Linked DNA regions of Mus musculus: region 2 is linked to region 1. Evidence: chromatin contacts called from ENCODE Hi-C or POLR2A ChIA-PET data. All regions are on one chromosome and are shown on one strand. Each heading gives the region's core, a stretch centred on a gene start or an enhancer-like site at or near the end of the contact. The rest is flanking DNA. Distances are from core to core; before and after follow the strand shown.

What was found. A loop is a pair of places that touch in the nucleus more often than their neighbours do. ChIA-PET counts read pairs that join two places held with the same protein, here RNA polymerase II (POLR2A).
Region 2: a loop to region 1 is called in a map of heart, with 3 times the contacts of the local background. The contact joins the promoter of Hlx here to the promoter of Dusp10 in region 1. A Hi-C loop is called at or near these places in 6 of 37 maps with a recorded cell type or tissue (heart and v-Abl transformed pro-B cells). POLR2A ChIA-PET finds 5 or more read pairs at or near these places in 1 of 5 experiments (Patski).

Annotation. Positions count from the first base shown.
Region 1 is chr1:184,030,957-184,037,380 of GRCm38, reverse strand. It overlaps Dusp10 (dual specificity phosphatase 10), which reads right to left and starts at 3,000. Exons shown (of 4, transcript NM_022019.6): 1 at 2,812-3,000; 2 at 1-580. The coding sequence starts at 542. It overlaps 1700056E22Rik (RIKEN cDNA 1700056E22 gene), which reads left to right and starts at 3,383. Exons shown (of 1, transcript NM_028516.1): 1 at 3,383-4,349. The coding sequence starts at 3,521. The coding sequence ends at 4,225.
Region 2 is chr1:184,728,717-184,735,140 of GRCm38, reverse strand. Hlx (H2.0-like homeobox) reads left to right here and starts at 2,648. Exons shown (of 4, transcript NM_008250.2): 1 at 2,648-3,582; 2 at 4,271-4,450; 3 at 5,097-5,281. The coding sequence starts at 3,000.

The DNA.
Region 1 (6,424 bases), core at 1,751-4,250:
AAAGGCCTGCAATCGATGATGACGGGACCCTGGCTGGGCAGGTGACTCTTGCTGCATTTGGTCATCTTCTTTGCCAGGTCATTGGGGTAGATGATCTTGATGCTGGCTAGCTGCTTGGGAGTCCCTGACACAGGGCTGCCCACCCCACCCGATGGACTTAACACAGAGCCTGTGTTTTCATTGTTGTTGACCATCTGGTTAGCAGGGCAGGTGGTCGAGGTTCCTATGGCGGTGGTGGCAGTGCCTGCAGCAATGGCTTGAGTCTGGGCCTGATGATCCTTGTCGTAGGTTGCCACAGTGCAGCAGCTAGTGCTGCTGCATCCGCAATTCAGGGAGCGGGCAGAGCCGCTGGATGAGGGCATATACGTCAGATTCGCAGCCTTGAGGGTCACAACGGCGGTGGCAAGGACAGGAGCGTGGCTACCACTACCTGGGCTGGCAGAGCCAAGGTAGCTTGAGTCTAAACAAAGGTTGAGATCCTGAGGTCGGACAGGCCTAGATAGTGCCACTACTACCCTGTCGTCTAAAGGAGATGGAGGCATGAGGAGGCTGAAAACTGGCAATTCAAGAAGTCAAGAGTCTGGAAAGAAGGGGAAGAAAGAAAAAAATAAAGTCACATGAAAACAAAGCCAGTCTCATCCAATCCCCGGGGGAAGACCTCTGCATATCTCTGAGCAAAGTCAAAGTCCTTCTAGGTGCCCTAGGTTGTGATACTATCAAAGGCTAAAATTCACTTTGATCTGTTCAGAGAGGATGCATACCTGAGGGGCCCCATCCATTCTGATGCTAAGTCAAAGGTTAAAATTAGACTTGACATTAGAAACGGTAAGAGACCTCCTGTCACATAATGTTAGAGACATGCATCCAAGTTCAGCCTTAGTGGAGGTAAAGGCACAGAGGCCTGAAAAACAGTGAAGGCAGACAGGGAGGCTCTTAGATTTATTCTGAGCCTCCTCTCCTGTGCAGAGAAGTCTATTTCACCTGTGATGGATGCATCTGTCCACCCTGGCATGTACTGTATTTCATTTCTTTCCCCAGAGCCAAGGCAAAGAGACAAGCAAGAGCACTGTTGGAGCTCACAGAGATGCACGGAGATGCTTGGCAGCTAGCTATATTTACATGGGGGCTGGATGTTAACCTTCTGCATATCAGAAGGAATGTGTCTCCCTAAGTCAGCCTCCATGGCTAGGAGCTAATCTTCCTTTCCATTCTGGTGGGTCCTTTGAAAAGCTCAACGTCATCCTATTCAGAGCTCACATTAGACTCTTCCAAATCAAATCAAGCCATTACCACACACACACACACACACACACACACACACACACACTTACACTACGAATAACTATCCAGAAACCAAGTTTCCAAGGAGTCAGATCTAGGAACCCCACCCCAGGCTGACCCATGGCCCGTTCCTCTGTGACCCCACTCATCCTTACACTTCTCTATGCTGTGCCCCTAAGCAAAAAAGAGCATGTGTTTCATCTGGTCATACAGACAGACTTTGCATCTCCACTGGAGTGGCAACTTTGTAAAAAATGTTTCAACCCTATACTGATATTCTTCTTGGAAACAGTGTGGATTCCAAGAGGGCAACCTCACTCGTCCCTTTACCACAGTTAGGCTAATTGGGAAGCTCAGACCTAGAGCCCACGGGGGCTGCCTTTGCCTCCTCCAAGGGTGCCTGCAATGGATCACTTTCCTCCTCCCGGTAGGCACAAGGCCACCCTATAACATAGCAATTCTGACTCCTCTACTAGAGAAATCAAACCCCAAGCAAGAGCCACTCATCTAAACGAACTTTAAGAGCTGACTGGAAAAACATCAAGGATCATCGGTCTATTCATGACCGTAACTGTTCTCTGAGACCGAGCCAAAGTGTCACCAGCAAAATCCACACACGCGCACCCAGGAGCACGTCCCCACCCGTGTAGGCATATCCCCACTGACTCGGGTTTCTCTCACCCACCTTTGGTTGGGAGCAAAGGATCAAACCTTCTGCCTGCCTCCCTCCCTCCCTCCCCTCCCCTCCCCTCCCTCCCTCCTTCCCTCTCCCTTGCGTAGTATTTTTTTTTTCAGAGCGAGTACTATTCCAAAAACTGTTAACTGTGTCCCAGCTGGAACATGAATGCAGTCAAAGTCTTTGCTATTTTGCTACCTGGTAAGGGGACATCCAGGATTAGTAGCCTATTCCCTAGGAGGAGAACCCGGGAACGACTTTCCAGAGACACAGGCTGGGACCGGTACCTCTTCACTGTGCTGCTGCTCACACACGGGCACAGAGCGCACTGAGATCTGCATCCTTGCAGCAGATAGCTCCAAAGCCAGTCTGGCCCGGGAAACCTCCCACAAAAATAGCACGAACCCCCTACCCCCTTTCTCGCTAATCTTCCTTCCACCACTAACAGGGACTGAAGAAAAACCAAGTGCTTAAAGAATGCTCCTTCCCCACTCCTGGGGCACGTAGCATCCCTATTCCGTGCCACCACTGAGCATCATGAGCAAAGCCTTGGGCTTTGAAAACTGCCATAAAGCATCTTAACCAAACCAAAACTCATTTCCCCTCTTCATCCCAGGGCAAGCAGAGCCAAAAGACTAAACCTTAGGATCTTCCTTACCTGACGTAGGTCCGTCTCTGTCTCTCTGACACTGTCTCTGTCTCTCTCTCTCTCTGTCTCTCTGTCTCTGTCTCTCTCTCTCTCACTCACACACACACACACACACACACACACACACACACACACATACACACACACACACACACGGAACCCTCCACCCTCCGGCTCTGAGTGACCCGTGATGTCTTCCACTTACTTCATCAATAAGCGTAGCCCTCTACCATCTGGCGCCCGCTCCAGCTATGCGCTCGCGCAGTGCGCCCCCATTCACTCAGCTTCATTGATCCCCAGCAGCAACACAGAGTTACTTTCTCTTTTGCTACAGCGTAAATGTAAGCTTTGGAGGGGGCGGGGTTGCCTCCGAGCGACGGCGCGATACGCCAATGAAGACCCAGAGGCTGCCGCCCGCTACATCACAGTGGTCTCTGACCAATAAGAAGCCGAGGAGGGCGGAGAAAGGGGCGAGGCCTCGCCTTGGGAGGGAGGCCGGCTCGGACCCGCTAGTGGGTTTGGTGTGTTAGAACGCGCGGGTGGTGATGTCATTGGCAACCAATCAAAAACTTAAAAGTGCTAGCCCGGGCCCGCTTGGAGCAGCGGCTCTCTATTTACATGTAAACCTAGGCAGCAGGACGCGGTTAACCCTTCCTGGGACTGAAGTGTCAATGGCTTGCTCTGGTCGCTCCGGCTGAAACTGGTTCTTCTGACCCTCCCCCGCCCCCTGTTGAGGACATCAGCCTCGCGGGGTCTCCATTCCGCCTTTTGACTCCAGGTGGAGTGTCCATCCAACTTTCCCCAGGCCGGAGACGACTCGAAGCCGGGTCCCTCCATGGCTGTGGCTGCGCCGCGCGGGACGTGAGCGTGCACAGGGCCGGCCTCCCCGCAGCCCCGCTTGGCCCGGCCCGCAGATGTCGCTGCCCCTCCGGCTGCCCTACTGCTCTCCCGCGCGGCGGCTGCGCGCCGTGCTCTTGTTCCCCTACTTCCGTGACCCTGTCACTCCTCCGCCGTCCCCAACCTGTTCTCAGGAGCCCGACTCCGATCCCGAAGGCGGCACTCCGGAGAGCTACTCGGAGGAGGACGCCTGGCTCTGTGAGAGCAGCCACTGGGGGCCGGTGTTGAAGGGCAGCGTGGGCGCCGTCCCGCAGAGCTGGGCGTGGCCGGGCCCTCCGAACGCCCCACAAGCCCCGCAGCCCAGGCACCGACCTCCTCCCAACGCGGTCCCCGCTTCTCCCGCGGCCACCTCCCCCTGTGCGATGTTTTGGAGCCCGCAGTCCATCCGCCCCCCGGTGCTGGGCCGCCCCCGGCCCTCAGTGGCGCAGGGCCCTCGGCGAGCCAAGGAGCGCCAGCCTGGAACAGCAAGCGCCGGCGGGAAGGAGCCAGAGCTCGGGTTGAACAGCCAGAATGAGCGGCGCTTGAGGAGCATGGAAGGGCCCACGCCAGCTCTCCCGATTCCCCGAACTTTGTCCATCAGAGGGGTCACTACTGGTCGGGGTATGTCACCGGTGAAGAGAAGTGGGAAGCTGAGCAAGCCTGCTAGCGCCTTGCCAGAAAAATATCAGGGAAGGTACAGAAGAATGACCCTGGAATTCAAAGGAGTGGAAAAGCCCAGATGAACTGTGATGAAGTTGCGTTAAAGAATCCTAAAGCAATAGAGCTTTTTATACCTCCCTACCCCCTCAGAGAGGAAGACCAAAATGTGAAGTAATTGAAGTGGAATAAAACATTATCAGCTCCGTGGCAGGTTCAGATGTCCTTAATGATGGGAGGCGTTTGCTTTAGGCCCCAGACATTCACCATTGCTGTTGATCTAGGATCATAAGGTGTCCAACCATCATCACCTTCGCTGACTAGCTCTGTCGATTCAGCATGATCTCCCTTGAGTTGAGCACTTCTACACAAGTGCACACTGGGGTTGGAAAAGGATTTTCTTTAGCCCCATTCTGTCTACACACCCAAATACACAGCACCCACACCCGAATGTCTGCACACGAGTGTCCAGGTCGCACCCTTTGGTCCTTAGATCTTTGAGGATTAGCAGGATCAGGCTAGTGGAGGAGGTAGGCTGTGCGCATTTTCCGTGGAACCCAGAAAAGAATTTCCCAGAGCACTTTTGTAGGTTATCTATATCCCTGAATATTTACTGCTGGGGTTCCCATTTACGGTTTGAGTTCTAGGTATTAGGTCTGATGCTTGTCTGTCCAGCCACATTTGCTGTGTTCATCACTGTGTACATTTGTAAACAGCAAACTCCCGTCCTTGCTCCGAAAAAGATGAAAAGATGCTTGTGGAAGTGGTTGGGGTATAGTAGAGCGAGGTTCTCTATTGACCGAAGGCTTTGGGAAGGTTGTGTTTGCTTTAGGCTGGAGGAGCCTCTGTCTAAAGGTACTGACAACCTGTAAATTGTGATTCACAAAGCCTGATGCCGGCAATGTGAGAAAGAAATGTAACTCATTTAATGAGATGATTATTATAGTTTCAGACTAATAAGTTATAGTAATTCTGTTAACTAAAAGTCTGTCATCCAGGCTGAAAAATTGGGAAAACTGACAAAATTACTCATCAATCAAACCCGAAGCATTGAGTAATTTCCATGTCATTAACATATGCATGGTAATTACCAGCCATTAACATATGCTAAAGATCCGGAGGCTTTTTAAATTAGGCAGCAGTTTGAGTAGCTATACTCAAAGAAGTCAGATTCCAGGTAGGTTTTTCCACTCACTACTCCAGGATGCTTTTGTGCCAAGGGAGGTGATTTCAATTACTAATTTGGAGTCATAATGTAAAAATACTTTCTAAAACTTAGCCCTTAAGTTTAAATGTATGGGATCAGTCAGTCAGCAAAGGGCCATGAACACAATCGGATACCCAGGAACACCTTGCTGTTTAGTTTTTGTCCCAGAGAAAGAGTAAAGCCTCTTTACTGCCCTTGGGCCACGTAGTGCACTTATGCTGGTCTGTGACTTTGTTGCTACTGAAAGGAGCATAGAGTTTCTACCAGATCCTTGTGCTGTGTGTTAGAGCTGAAGGACAAAGCTAATTGTGGCCAAGATCAGAGACAGAAAACAGACTGATACAGGGCATGTTCAAGAGGTTAAGTCAGGTGCTTGGTGGCAGAATGGTGAGGTCTTCAATAGCCCTGAAGGCCAAGATAGATTCCCGGATTCGGTTAGGGAAAGGGAGTTTGGCAAAGTTAAATCCCCAGGTAAGGTGGCATTCAATCAGCAAATAGGGAAGGCACTGGGGAATAGAAAGGAGGAAGTAGGAGATGAAGTCCCAGGAGTACGCCTGGGAAATACTTCACAACCCTCGCCAGCCTAGACCTGGGCTAGGAGCAGCCCCTGGAGAAAGAGGCCACGAAGGTCCACTCGCATGTTGAACTTCAGTCCTCAGTGTGATAGTATTAAGGGATAGACACTTGTCTGAGGTGGTAATGCCATGAGGGCAGGGCCTTTGCAGATGGAACTGGGAAGGGAATTATTGTGTCCTCTCTGCCCTGTGTATATGTCGTGTTCATTTCTTCCCAGTTACACGGTGACAGTGCATCTTGGAAGCAGAGGCTAGGCCCTCACCAGAGGCCTTAATCTGTCTCCTCAGACTCAAGAACTCTGGGAAGTGAAGTTCTGTTTTTAACTGCTGAGACTGAATTAGTCGTCAGATCTTGCACTCTGTCATTAGGAGTAAGTTGTAGCCCTAGAGGCAGGAGTGTTTATCTTCACTACTACCTGTAAGGAGCAAACATTTGTAGTGTAGAATGGTGGCCATTTACATGTGACTTTGAACACCTGAAATGTGATTGGTTGGAACCAAGA
Region 2 (6,424 bases), core at 1,399-3,898, 700 kb before region 1:
CTCATTTAGCCCAAGTTTGAGCCCATCAAAAAAACAGGAGATGACCTGAACTCCGGGCGAGCCCCGGGTTTCCTGCTGCTTTCTTGGTTCTGAAGGGTAGGGGTAAGGAGGAGGGCAGTGTTCCAAGCTCCCGCCAAAGCGACTGGTCTACAGGGCTTGGGCCTGGAGCAAGAGAGAGTGACCCAAAGTCCTTCCCCTCTTTTCTTTTCTTTTCTTTTCTTTTCTTTTCTTTTCTTTTCTTTTCTTTTCCTCTCCTCTCCTCTCCTCTCCTCTCCTCTCCTCTCCTCTCCTCTCCTCTCCTCTCCTCTCCTCTCCTCTCCTCTCCTCTCCTCTCCTCTCCTCTCCTCTCCTCTCCTTCCCTTTCTTTTGCACCGGGAGCTCCGATTAGGCCTCGGGTGACAAGGCTGCGCTGGGCTGCGACGGCTGCAAAGGTGCCTCAGGCTTGGGAAAACGGAGGATCGCTCAGATATGATGCAGTTACAGCTGAGCTGCGGAGGAGGCAGTCCTTGCAGCCTAGCCTTTGATCTGCGGGGCACTCCTGGTTTCTAATGCCGCAGATGCGTTTGGGCTGTGGGCGCAGCCAGACACCCAAGAGCACTCCTGTTCTACACACACAACTCCGGTTCAGCCGACTCAAACAGAGCAAAGAGGGGAAAGGGGCGGGGAGCCTTATTTCTAGGGGAGGAGGAGAAGATGCAGGCCTCTGGGCGAAGCGTCATTTTGAGCTGGGACTTGGCTATAGACCGCTTCGCTGTCTGGACGTCTTGAGGTTAAACTGGAATCGCAACTGAATTACAAGGCTGTTAGAAAAGACCGGCAACAGAGACAGGCAGCCTAGATACTCTCTCCCTAGGCTAGTAGTGACTTGCTTTCTCTAATACCCAGTGAAGTTAATGAACAGGTCTCTCACCGCATCACCAGAACTTTAGCCCAAAACTCACCTCCGGTGGCCTCTGTACTTGTCACAAGTCCACCCTCTGCTCCCTGCTAGACAGGATTTCCGGCCCCTCTCGTCCCAGGCACCATTGCCCTCAACTGTCTATACCCCTCCATTCCTTGATATAGTTAGTACCCCTGTCCCTGATACTGGGACATCATAGCCTGTGATTGATTAGCCATCGATTGCTTTCGAGGAAAAAGGCGTCCGCTAATGATGACAATACCGGCGACCAAGGACACGAAGCTGTTAGACATTAATCCAAGAGCTCACGCCAATCCTGAGCTGATAGTAGCCTGGCAGTTCCCTCACGGCTTCCAGTTTTTGGTATCTTATTGCTGAGGGGAAATAAGCCTGCCTTGGAATATCATTCCGGAGACACTTACTTGGACAATCGAAAACAAAAGATTTGGTGGTTTCGTTATTGTCATTATTTTATTTTCTTCCTGAAATGTGCAACAACCGTTCATCTAGGTGGCCTGTGGTCTGTTTGGGAGAGGGGCGGGGAAATCCACTCTGACTATAATTTAAAAGAGAACGAATTCTTAAAATAGAGATGTTGATGCGACAGAAAATTCCCAGTGCACCTAGGCTGAGTTCTAAAGACCCTAGCAAGAATGGAAGGCGCTGGCTGTGGAGGCTCGGACAGTGCCTCCCTCCAACAGGCCAAAGCGGATCCTGGAAAAACTGCAGCCGAATTAAAAGTAGGTATTTAATCTCAAAGGCAACCGCTCCCTGGCACTTGCAAAACATAGGACCTCACGTGACCAGGGGATGTGGTGGCCGCGGAGGGTAGCACTTCCTACAAGGTGCAGAGAGGGGACACGCGTGCCGCTCTTCTGGGGCTGCACTCCTTGTTGGTTCCGAGGCTCAGGGTAAAAGTTTGGCTGTTTCTAAGGGAGACGTTTGGAGCCATCTATCTTATTTTTGTTTGAAAAGTCACTCTTTCAAGTTGTCACTGGAATGACAGCTCCGAATAAAACTAATTTGTGGTCTGCCCTCCTCCTGGCTTCTTGGAGCAGCTCTGGTGAGCTGAGAAACCAGCGGATTACAGTAGACTTGGGTCGGGATTCTGGGCTGTAGGGGCGCTGAGAGGATGGGGCCTTTACCTAGGACTTGTGATAAAAGCACCTGGGTAAAAGCAGAGAGAAGGAAAGTCGCATGAGAGCGGAATACGGAAGGGACAGCCTGCGGACCGCCAGCGTGGTCTGCTGGGGTGGAGGTTGGGGGTGTACTACAGCAGAGTACGGGAGCCTCAGTGATCCCCCTCCTCCGCAGCTCCAGGAAAATTCCGGAGACCGGCTCCGAGGCTCTGCCGCTGGCGGGTCCCCGAGCTGCAGGGGACAGAGGAGAGCCAGAGGCCCGAGGAGTCTCGACCCCCAAGCGGCTCCCAGAGACGCTCAGTACTCAGCTTAGCCCACGCTGCCGCAGAAAACACTTTGGCGTGGCCAGGGCGTGGCCGAGCTCGGCCACGCCCCCCTCTTTCCCAATTCCCCTCCACTCCGGAGTCCCATTGGTCACGAAGACGTCCAATGAGCGCACGGATCAAGGTCCTACCCGGGGTCTGACTCGAAAGCTCCTGCCAAAACTTTGGGAGTTTTTAGAGAGGAGTTTTTTTTTTTTTTTTAATTTTTTTCCTTTTTTTTTTTTTTTTTTTTTTTTAAACTAACGGATCATTATTGTTGTTTTAAATTTAGCTCTTAGGGCTTAGCTGTTTGGGTTTTTCTTTCGGTGTCGGGTCCCTGTCTCCCCGGCTTCTGCGGAGTAGCAGAGCGAGGCCGCGCTCGCCTTGTCGCCCCAGCGCCTGGCGATCGCCTCCATCCACCCGGCGGGGAGCGCGCCCGCCGCGCCGCCTTTCAAGCCAAGCCAGGGGCCCAGGCCGTGGCGGGCGGCGATCGGGCCCTCGCCTCGTCCCTCGGTGGCGCTAGGGCTCCCCGGTTGGCCCTCCGCTTCAGGGCGGGCGAAGAACCGAAAGCAGCTCGGGCTCGGCTGGGACACCGCCTCTGCCCGAGCGCCCACCCACTTCCCCACTCACCCAGGACCCCGCCGGGATCCTGCCAGGATGTTCGCAGCCGGCCTGGCTCCCTTCTATGCTTCCAACTTTAGTCTCTGGTCAGCCGCCTACTGCTCCTCGGCGGGCCCGGGCGGCTGCTCCTTCGCCCTGGACCCAGCCGCTGTCAAGAAACCCTCTTTCTGCATCGCGGACATCCTGCACGCCGGCGTCGGGGAGCCGGGGCCCGCTGCAGAGGGACTGGTGGGGGCCTCGGCAGCCCTCACCGCACACTTGGGCTCCGTGCACCCGCACGCCTCCTTCCAAGCTGCCGCCAGATCCCCGCTCCGTCCCACCCCGGTGGTGGCGCCCTCAGAAGTCCCGGCTGGCTTCCCTCAGCGGCTGTCTCCGCTCTCTGCCGCCTTCCACCAGCATCTCCCGCAGCAATCACCAACGCAGCAACAGCAACCGCAGCAGCAGCCCCCGCCTCCACCCCGGGCGGTCTCCCTGCAGCCACCGACTTCGGGGACGCGGGTGGTCCCCCACCATAGCGGCTCCGCCCCTGCCCCCTCCAGCAAAGACCTCAAATTTGGTATCGATCGAATTTTGTCTGCGGAATTTGACCCAAAAGTTAAGGAAGGCAACACTCTGAGAGGTACGTATCGCTGGAAGGCCTCAGGCCTCACCACCACCCATGAGGGGCCTGATGTCAGGAGGATTTGGGGTGCGTTTATTTTTAAGGACAGAACGGTAGAATGAGGGCGAAGAAAACGAAATGAAGGAAAACTTAGTGACATGTAAAAGTCAGCTATCCCATGTTTAAAAACATATCTTCGTGTTGCTTAAACAGCATAGAAACGGATGACCATACTCTGGTTGCTGCAAAGTTTTGCAAAAGTGTGTATTATCCATCTTTTGAATGAAATATCTGCAGAACGACCTAGATCTTTCTGACAAGGAAATCTCAGCGTGGGGACACTTTGCATTTATTTGATTTCCAGTATTTCTTAAGAATTGCGGGGAAGCAAACCGGCCAGTCTAAGCTCCTGAAGGAAGGCGGGGGGGGGGGGGGGCTGAAGGGTGTAAATTAGGGGTTTGTAGAATTTCTGGAAGGCGTCCGAAATGACCACTTTAGCAACATTTTATGACAAGCCTTTCCTTATTATGGGGTGTACCGGCCATGCCTGACACACACTCTGGGGCAATTCAGGCCCCACTCTTCCGTAGCTGTTGGAGAAAGGGTCCATTTTGAGTTTAGTAGGTTCAAAGGGGGAGAAGGGAAAGGAGGAACAAATCTGCCCACAGTATGAGTTTGTGACCGACTCTTCTTTCCCCCTACCCAGATCTCACATCGCTGCTAACCGGTGGGCGGCCTGCAGGGGTGCATCTAGCTGGCCTGCAGCCTTCAGCGGGACAGTTCTTCGCATCTCTAGATCCCATTAGCGAGGCGTCTGCCATCCTCAGCCCCTTAAGCTCCAACCCAAGAAATTCTGTTCAGCATCAATTCCAAGACACATTTCCAGGTAGAAAAATTCAGCCAGTGCCGCAAAGGCCAGCGGTAGTGTGGAAAGTTGGGGTAGGAGCCTCCTAAGTCCTATGAGAGAAACTGAATATTCTTTTTAGTGGGACATTTGGAGAAGACCATGCTAGGGGAGCTAAGATAGTGTGTATATGGGTCTGGGTCACTGTCCCTATTCTTTTCGCCCAGAGAGGGTGGTTTGAAAATGAAGTATTCAAAGGTGAGGGTTACACTTGTGCACAAGCAGGAGCGTGAGACACACACACACACACACACACACACACACACACACACACACACACACACACAGAGTTTTGCTTGACTGGTTATATCTTCTCTGAAAGACAAATCTAGGGGAACATAGGGTTATCACGGGCAGGCCATTCAGACTCCAGGGACAATTCCAACTGTTTTAGCGTGTCTGGCGCTTTTGGGTTTGGTTTATGCATTTGTCTTGAACGAATTTACCAAATAGCTGGCTCTTCTTAGCGGCGTTAGGCCCAAGGTAGCCTGAAAAGATCTGTAAAATTCTTCCTTAGGCCATTCCCGCACAAGCCAAACACTTTAAAATATCTATGAGACCAGAAGACTGGAAGGCTGTGGCCTTAACACGATCATGGCCCTGAATCTCTCTTCCTGCTGCTTGGCAGGTCCCTATGCTGTGCTCACTAAGGACACCATGCCACAGACATACAAGCGGAAGCGCTCGTGGTCCCGTGCTGTCTTTTCCAACCTGCAAAGAAAAGGCCTGGAGAAGAGGTTTGAGATCCAGAAGTACGTGACCAAGCCAGACCGAAAGCAGCTGGCGGCCATGCTGGGCCTCACGGATGCACAGGTAAGCTAACTCTCCAGGCAAACGGAGAGCAAACAAGGTGGGCAGCAGGTCTCCTCTCGGAACTGAGCAGCTCCAGCAGTCTAAACACAAGGTCTTGGATTTCACCAGGGTTTGTGGTGTAGCAACTCAAAGCAAGGGGAGAGGTGGGTAGGGATGGAGATGAAGGAGAGGGACACAGAGAACAGCCCATTCCTGGAGATGTATGTCAACAAGCACGCCTGTTTATTTTGGCCAAGAGTCCAAAGAACCCCGGAGAAAGCAAATAGGCCACGGGAGATAATAATTATGCACTCGACCGAAGCACACTTCGCTGTAGGGCTGTAGGAGGCAGTTTATTTTTGAAGAGATAAAAAAGCAAAGTCAATAGCTTGTTGTTGGTTCCTGCCACCCCCACTGGATTGTGAAATCCCAGTTGTGAGGAACTGAAAATATAATTTCAAACGGAATTGCTTAGCGTTACTTTAAGACAGGGATGGAGCAGCCACAGTCCCACTTTCTAACAGACAGCTCAGTCTCTGGAGGTAGTGTCTGTTGGCAATGGAGTTGAGGGAAAGGAAAAAAATATTTTCTTAGAACGTCCATTTTTTTTTCAGTAGGTTTTGCCGATTTGATTTAGAAAACCTGTTGTCCCGGATTCATTCTCTCTCTGTCTCTCTCTGTCTCTCTCTGTCTCTCTCTCTGTCTCTCTCTGTGTCTCTGTCTCTCTCTCTGTCTCTCTCTCTCTCTGTCTCTCTGTCTCTCTCTCTCTCTCTCTCTCTCTCTCTCTCTCTCTCTCTCTCTCTCAAGAATTAGAGTTTCTCCTTGGTTTCTTTTTTTGCCCACAGCATACTCATCCTGTTGGGCCCTCTTGCTTCCCTGCTGAAGCCAAAGCAAGCTGCTTTCTCAGAGCTGCCTGTCAGACTTCTGTCCCTGTGTCTTTCTGTTCTGTTACACAATGCGCTTCCTCAGCACACCCGGTCATCATACTGGAAAGCCCAGCCACGCTCTACCAGCTGTGCATGTTATTTTTAAAGGGGAAGCTGTAACTCCTGTGACTGCATTGGGTCCCCCGCCCCATCATATATTTATATAGATTCTCAGCTCCATCTCTCCCCTATTCCTCCGTGATGCATACTTAATTAATCCCAGCATTTTCGGAGTCCC